Regions from separate parts of the Homo sapiens genome. Here region 1 is linked to region 2. A link is a loop called in an ENCODE intact Hi-C map of the cell type or tissue named here. Cell type or tissue: gastrocnemius medialis. All regions are shown on one strand.

Region 1 (4,000 bases), 360 kb before region 2:
CATACACTCATTATAACAAAAAGTTAGATAAAACCAAGCCACTTTGGAAAACAGTCTGTGGTTTCTTTAAAAGTTATGCATGAGGCCACGTTGTCTCAAGCTGGTAATACCAGCTACTCAGGGAGGCTGAGACAGGAGGATCACTTGAGGCAGGAGTTCAAAGCTAAATTGAACTATGATTGCACCACCACACTCCAGCATTGGCGACCTCATTTCTCTTTTATTATGATTATTATTATTTTATTTTATTTATTTTATTTTTGTATTTCTAGTAGAGATGGGGTTTAACTGGGTTAACCAGGCTGGTCTCAAACTCCTGACCTCAAGTGATCCACCCACCTCAGCCTCCCAAAGTGCTGGGATTACAGGCATGAGCCACCACACTGGCTTATTTCTCTTAAAAAGAAGAAATTATACATGAGTTTACCATTGCCTCAGTAATTCCACTCCTAGAAATCTACCCAAGAGAAATTAAAGTATGTCAACACACAGATTTGCAGGTAATTCTTCATATCAGCACTATTCATAATAGCCAAGTTGGAAACAATACAAATATCTACCAACTGGTAAACAAATAAACAAAAGGTGATACATCACTATAATGAAATATTATTTAGCAAAAAAAAATAAAAAATGACACAGTGATACATACTACAACCTGGATGAACCTCAAAAACATTATACTAATTGTAAGAAATCTCATGCCAAAGACTACATATATCATATAATTCCATTTATATAAAATGTCCAAAAGCGACCATTTTTTTTGTTTTTTTTGAGACATGGTCTCGCTGTGTTGCCCACGCTGGTCTTGAACTCCTGGGCTCAAAGGATCCTCCTGCCTCGGCCTCCCAAAGTACTGGTATACAGGCATGAGCTACCGTGTCCAGCACAAAAGAGGCAATTTTATAAAGTCAGAAAGCAGAGCAGTGGTTGGCTGGGGGAGAGAGGGAGGACTGGAGAGGGAGCAGGGAATGACTGCAAAAGAATTTGAAAGAATTTGGGGAATGAGGGAAATGTACTAAAGCTGGACTGTGACACAACTCTATACGTTTACTAAATATCACTGAACAAGTCACTTACATTGAGTAAATTTTAGGTATAGAAATGACATCTTAATAGAACTTTTTTTTTTTTTTTTTTTTTTGAGACGGAGTCTCACTCTGTCGCCCAGGCTCGAGTGCAGTGGCATAATCTCAGCTCACTGCAACCTCCGCCTCCTGGGTTCAAGCGATTCTCGTGCCTCAGCTCCCAAGTAGCTGGGATTACAGGCACCCGCCACCATGCCCCACTAATTTTTGTATTTTTAGTAGAGATAGGGTTTCCCCATGTTGGCCAGGCTGGTTTCGAGCTCCAGACCTCAGGTGATTCCCCCGCCGCAGTCTCCCAAAGTGCTGGGATTACAGGCGTGAGCCACTGCGCTGGCCATAGAGCTTTTTAAAAAGCAACAGCCAAATACATATTTATATTTATTTTCTCTACATAGTAACTCCAAGGGAAACAAATATGTAAGACAGGCAAAGTAATAATATTTTGTTTGGATATAAAATAAATAGTCATAATAATTATTATATATTCACAAATCAATAAATATTGATTTGACCCAAAAAATGGCTTTATTAGAAGGAAAGAGGTCTATAAAACTGCTAATTTCTGGGCAGGCGCAGTGGCTCATACCTGTAATCCCAGCACTTTGGGAGGCTGAAGCAGGCGGATCACTTGAGGTCAGGAGTTCGAGATCAGCCTGGCCAACACAGAGGAACCCCATCTCTACTAAAAATATAAAAAGTAGTCGGGTTTGGTGGTGTGCGCCTGTAATGCCAGCTACAGGGGAGGATGAGGCACAAGAATCACTTGTACCCAGGAGGCGGAGGTTGCAGTAAGCCAAGATGACACACCTGCACTCCTGCCTGGGCAACACAACAAGACCTTGTCTCAAAAAATAAAAATAAAATAAAATAAAATTGCTAATTTCTCATCTTCAACAGTAGGAAGCCAAAGAATAGTGCCAAAATTTGGACAAATCATGAAACAGCAGAATAAGCATATTACTTAGCATGGCAGTGAGCAGCAGAAGAAATAAAACAGTCTTTCCTGGAGTGAAAAGATTTTTAACTGTTTGAAGAATGAAATGATCTAAAATGTAATAGTAAAGCTGATTACATGGATTGAGAAAAGTGCTACAAGAACACTAGACACTACAGCATATACCAGACCTTCATCCACTAGAGGGTGTAAGGACAACACCACAGAAGGACCTAAACTATTGATGGGTGACCTGAGGTCAGATGTTGGACAGAAGCAACAGTTTGAAAAAGCTTTGCACAAAGGCTGAAAGTGGGGTTCTAGACAACCTAACAGGGGGGAAAAAAAGCAATTTCACACTTCCTGTAATTTAAGAGCAAAGCAAAAGCATGTTTAGTTAAAAAAAAAAAAAAAAAGAGGATCAGAAAGAAAATTATTATAGATTGCGAGATACAGAAGGGGTAACGTTTTACTTCTGAACCATTTTAATTCAGTCTCCAGCTGGGGGGCCTTAGAGCTTGGGTGGAGAGATGGAAAGTAGGGGAGTGACTGCTAAAAGGTATGGGGTTTCTTGTGTCCCGGCATGGAAGCTTACGGCTGTAATCCCAGCACTTTGGGAGGTTGAGGCGGGTGGAACGCATGAACTCAGGAGTTCAAGACCAACCTGGGCAACATGGTGAAACCCCATCTCTACCAAAAATACAAAAACTAGCTGGGCATGGAGGTGCACACCTGCGGTCCCAGCTACTCAGGAGGCTGAGGTAGGAGGACCACTTGAGCCTGGGAGGTGGAGGTTGCAATGAGCAGAGATCATGCCACTGCACTCCAGCCTAGGTGACAAAGTGAGACTCCATCTCAAAAAAATAAAGGCATGAGGTTTCTTTAAGGTTGCATTTTTAAGGAATGTAAGTATTAGAACAATGTTTTTCAAACAGGTTGCAATCCATTAGTGGGTCCAGGAAAAATCCAGCAGAAATCAATTTTGGTCAATCGTTAGTCACAATCGACAATTTTTTGAAGGGGACAGAAAATATCACAGTACTTAGAACATGGTTAAGATAGGCAGCATTTGGTAAGACTAATTCTAAGTTATAGTCAACATATATGTATGTGTGTATACTGGGTCATGACATAAAAGCAACTGCCTCCTTGGGGTCAGTCTTTTTTTAAGCTCAAAAGCACTAAGCTAGAACCTGAACACACTTACCATGTCCTCCATTCCACCAACTATCCCCGAGGGAAGAAAAGTAGTCATCATTTCTTCAATCAAGCCAAATGAGCACTACAGAAGATATATTTGCTGTTGTCCACAGCTCCCAATAAAAAAAAAGCCTTGAAAGTTCATTGCAAAAATTTGACTAAAATAAAGTTCATTTTCTACCCATGAAAAAACTGGTTAGAAAAAAGAAAAAAAAAATCTTGAGGAAAGAAAATACTTGTTAAGAAAAGAAACCCTTAGGTCATTTTAAATTTACCCTCTTATTAAAAGTAAGGCTGCCACTCTGAATTTAAATCTATAATTGTCTATGTTATATTTGTCAACTTAAGCATCTCCTTTGATGTTCCCACTTGTTTCTGCTAATCAATGGGACATTGTGTCTTTCAACAGAATTTTAGAAAATTGAAGAAAAAAATATAGTTTTGAGAAGTCATTGACAAGCATTTTAAACATCAAAGAATGGGCCCCGCGTGGTGGTTCACATCTGTAATTCCAGCACTTTGGGAGGCTGAGGTGAGCAGATCACCTGAGGTCAGAAGTTTGAGATCAGCCTGGCCAACATGGCAAAACACTGTCTCTACTAAAAATACAAAAATTAGCCAGGCTTAGTGTCGCATGTCTGTAATCCCAGCTACTCAGGAGGCTGAGGCAGAAGAATCACTTGAACCCGGGAGGCAAATGTTGCAGTGAGCCAAGATTGCGCCACTTCATTCCAGCCTGGGCAACAGAGTCTCAAAAAAATTGACAACATGACAT
Region 2 (4,000 bases):
CTAGGGATCACGTAGGGAGGCCTTTGCTAGACACCTATGTGTACCCGGCTTCTTACGACGGGCACTGCAAATAGCCCCATTTACAGATGAGGAAATGGGCTCAGGTAAGGGAAGCGACACACCTCAAAGAGCATCTATGTAACTGGAAAAGAGGTCTGGGGGCCTACTGTAAACCCCATTCCCTCCAAGGAAGTCTCAGTCCTGCTGAGCCCATAGGACAACTGTCCTAGTGGGCAGGACCCCCCTGTACCTCCTGCTCTGATTCACTCTCAGACACAGCCACCAAAACTCCTGGCTTTAGAGGTGGAACAGAGAATCCTGTTCAAACCCCACAAGCTCCCCCAACCACCCAACCTGTGGAAGGGATGAGGGCCCCATCAGGAGGGAGGGAAACAGCCCCAGGCTCAGGAGACAGAGAGCTGGTTGTGGCCCAGATTTGGGCAGGACTGCAGGGGGGCCAGAGTTTTTTCCAGGACAGCTGGGGTTGGGCGGGGCCAGGGGCACGTACTTGGTCTCGTTGTCCAGCTGCTCCTCCAGCTGTGCAATCTTGGCCTCGAGGGCGGTGATGGAGGCCTTGTACTTGGACTTGACAGTGCCCTCCATCTCCTGCAGCTTGACCTTAAGCTCCTTGTTCTGGCGTTCCAGCTGCTGCCGAGCATTCTCGTTCTTCTGGGCGTGGCTGCGCTCCAGGTTCAGGTCGGTGTTGATCTGGTCGATCTGCAGAAGAAGGGCCAGTGACCTTGGGGAGGGCTGGGGCCCTGGCTGGAGGGCATGAGCAGGGCCAGAGGAAGGTGGCAGCAGGATCCCACCAAACCCTTGGGGTCCAGAGTCTTGGGTCTCCCAGAAAAGGGAAGATTAGAAACTTCTGAACACCCAACACAGAAGCCAGAGGGGGACCTTTCAGGTCCAGGTGCCTGGACATTTTCCCCTAAGCGCCTGGGGAGCAGCTGGCACTTGGCCTGTGCTTCTGCCGGCTGGGTCCAAGGCCAGCTCTGCCGTGGTGGCTCCAGCCAGAGCCCAGAGTGGGAGAAGTCCTGGCACCCACCTGCAGGTTGGCCTTCTTCAGCCGGTCGTTGATCAGCTCCGTGTTGCCCTGCTCCTCCTCCAGCTCCTCCTCCAGCTGGGCGATGCGGGCCTCCAGACGCCGCTTCTCCTCTAACGCCAGGGCTCTGCGGGGTGGGCGGGAGAAGTGAGGGGCCTACCCTGGGGACACACCTGGTCCCCCCCAACTCTGCCCCCTCACTCAGCTCACCCTTTGCCGCTGCTGTTGGCGATCTCGTCAGCCAGCTCATCCCGCTCCTGCTGGGCCTGGCGCTTGGCACGCTCCGCGGCTGCCAGTTCCTGCCACAAAGACCCAGAGTGTGACCTAAAGGCAGCCACAGCCCCACAAGACCATCCTTCCCAGCCCCAGGCACCCTCCCCTCAAGCCCTTCCCCAGGCCCACCTCCCCACGAAGCCCTTCCTCCAGAAACCCTCTAGCTCACAGGGCTGGTGCCCCCCTGAAGATATAGCTTAAACACCATATGTTTATAAAACTCTTACATTTAAGTGCTAGGAATCAAGCCAGGTGCCAGGGTATGGCGATAAGTAAGAAGTGTCCTGGCCTAACCAGGGAGACCACGTGGACAGAGTCACTCAGGGCGGCCCCTCCCTGTTCTGGGTAAGCCAGAGCTTGGAGTCAGCTCTGGAGGCCACAGGCAGATGGCTACACCCTGGACGCACTCGCAGCCGGCACATCACGCTGCAGGGCACCCTCCAGACCTGGGAAACACTTCAGGACGGGCTCAGGTGCGACGGGCAGGGCGGCCGAGGGGACGCTCAGACCCCTTCTCACCAGGCAGCATTCACAGCAGGAGGTGGTGGTGGCCACAAAGCCTCATCTCATGTGAGGGATGCCAGTTTCACACACACACACACTCTGATCATACGAGGGAGCCCCGCTATGAAACGGAACCCTGGAGGGAATCCTTATGTAACCTGAGAGCCATCCCCAGCCAATTCCTGGAGCCCAGTAGGACTCCAGCCCTGTCCTCAGCTGAAAGCCCCACGCTGCCACCTGCTGGCCGCAGGGCAGCGGTGCCGCTCTCCATTGCAGCCCCACCCACCTCCTGCAACTGGATCATCTCGGCCTCCATGCTCTTCAGCTTCTTCTCGTTCTCTTTGGCCTGGGCCAGGATCTCCTCACGAGAGGCGCGGGTGTCATCCAGCTCGCGCATGCAGTCCTTCATCTGGGCCTGGGGTGGGGACAGAGGCTTGGCACCCCACCCAGCTCCTTGGCCCTCCACCCCAACCCTCATGGGTCACCTCGCCAACAGGGCTCATGGCTGGTGCTCCACTCAATGCTGTATTTAACCAACTAACCGTGGTGACAGGGCAAAAAGGCAACTAAAGACAATCATCTGTGTATCCCACCCCGTAATGCACACTTTGACAGTGTTCGTCACCGTGGACGTGAGCCCAAGCTGAGCTTCATTTTCTACTTTCTGTCCCCTCCTGTGGGCCGGAAGCCAGTGCCCATGGTGCCACCCCTAATGCGCACCTGCCACTCAAAACCAGTGCCCAGCCTGCCGGTCCATCCCCACCACAGGCAGGAAACACCTTTCCTTTTGTTATTCTCCTGTTACTTCTTTTAACACTAAAGACCTTTGTCAAATAGCCTTTTTTTCCTTTTGCAGATAAATCCGAAATTGAGATTCCCCAAATCAAAGAGAGTGACTGGCTGTGTGCAGCCCGACCACACCAGTAAAAAAATGCCACCAGCAATCAGAGCATCTATGCCCACAACCTTGACCACAATGAAGTTTTAAAGTTTTTGTGGGTTTTTTTTTTACACTTAACATTTTTTTTTTGGCCGGGCGCAGTGGCTCATGCTTGTAATCCCAGCACTTTGGGAGGCCGAGGCGGGTGGATCACAAGGTCAGGAGATTGAGACCATCCTGGCTAACATGGTGAAACCCCGTCTCTACTAAAAATACAAAAATTAGCCGGGCGTGGCGGCGTGCGCCTGTAGTCCCAGCTGCTGGGGAGGCTGAGGCAGGAGAATGGCGTGAACCCGGGAGGCGGAGCTTGCAGCAAGCCGAGATCATGCCACTGCACTCCAGCCTGAGCGACAGAGCGAGACTCCGTCTCAAACAAACAAACAAAAAAAAATTTGTTAAACTAAGGTTATTCTTGTTACATGATATGGCGTATCAGAGCTGTTTTTACGTGTTAATTATTCTTTAATTATTAGTGAGGTGAAGATTTCCAAGTATGTGTCCCACACTCCGGGCTGCTTCTTGGAACCATCGCCCCAGAGCCCAGAAGGCTGAAGGGTGTCAGGACCCGGGTGATTCTGGAAGTCTGCATTAAGTGAGACCTTCTTGAACTCCACCCATGTCTAGGCTTGTACTTGTTTGCTTCTGTGTTTTATGTACCCAGTCATACACCGTTTTGCAAGTTTGCTGTTGGACTATCATGTTTCCACTCACCTCTGAGCCTCTGAGTCTCTGTCAGTGAGATGGGGCTGGAAGCACCCAGGACCTTCCCAGGAGGTGCCACCCTGCCAGGTTCCCGCCCTGGGCCGAGCCCTGGCACCTTCATATGTAGTTGGCTCAGTCGGGTGCCGCCCACCCTCACCTGGGCCCCGCCCACCCTTACCTGCAGCTTCCGCAGCTGTTTGATGGCTTCGTCCCGGTTCTTGTTGGCCGAGTCGATGTGCGCCTCCAGGTCCTTCAGGTCCATCTCCAGCTTCTTCCGGGCGGCCACTGCCATCGAGCGCTGCTTCCTCTCGTCCTCCAGCTCTGCCTCCATCTCCCGCACCTGGGGGAAGGAACATCAACAACTTGGGAAGCTGGACCCACTGGGAGACCCTGCCCTAGCTCTGAACTCAGGAGCCTCAGGCCAGTTCTGCAGGATCCATGGGGCCTCGGGAAACCAGTGGGGATTACTGACCATAAGAACTCTAAGAAAGTGAGTCACTGAACCCCGAGACAGGAGGCTAGAAAGAAGGAATATGGGA

The links. Peaks named below come from ENCODE experiments on the same cell type or tissue, not always from the same donor. Only the 100,000 strongest peaks of a DNase experiment are listed, where the experiment ranks them.
Region 1: a loop joins it to region 2, with 4 times the contacts of the local background. A loop is called at or near these places in 1 of 110 quality-filtered maps.

The regions. Positions count from the first base shown.
Region 1 is chr22:35,928,893-35,932,892 of GRCh38, forward strand. All of the region lies in intron 2 of RBFOX2 (RNA binding fox-1 homolog 2), which reads right to left. Among named protein-coding and RNA genes, the nearest start is that of RBFOX2, 98 kb to the right of the region's middle. In gastrocnemius medialis, a CTCF peak has its summit at 2,237 (motif pointing right); no DNase peak of the experiment used is centred here.
Region 2 is chr22:36,284,613-36,288,612 of GRCh38, forward strand. It overlaps MYH9 (myosin heavy chain 9), which reads right to left. Exons shown (of 41, transcript NM_002473.6): 34 at 3,640-3,801; 35 at 2,106-2,234; 36 at 1,253-1,341; 37 at 1,046-1,169; 38 at 509-717. MIR6819 (microRNA 6819) reads right to left here and starts at 2,295; the gene lies at 2,235-2,295. RefSeq lists an enhancer at 1,784-2,296. In gastrocnemius medialis, a CTCF peak has its summit at 2,063 (motif pointing left); a DNase peak (open chromatin) is centred at 2,039; H3K27ac peaks cover 996 bases.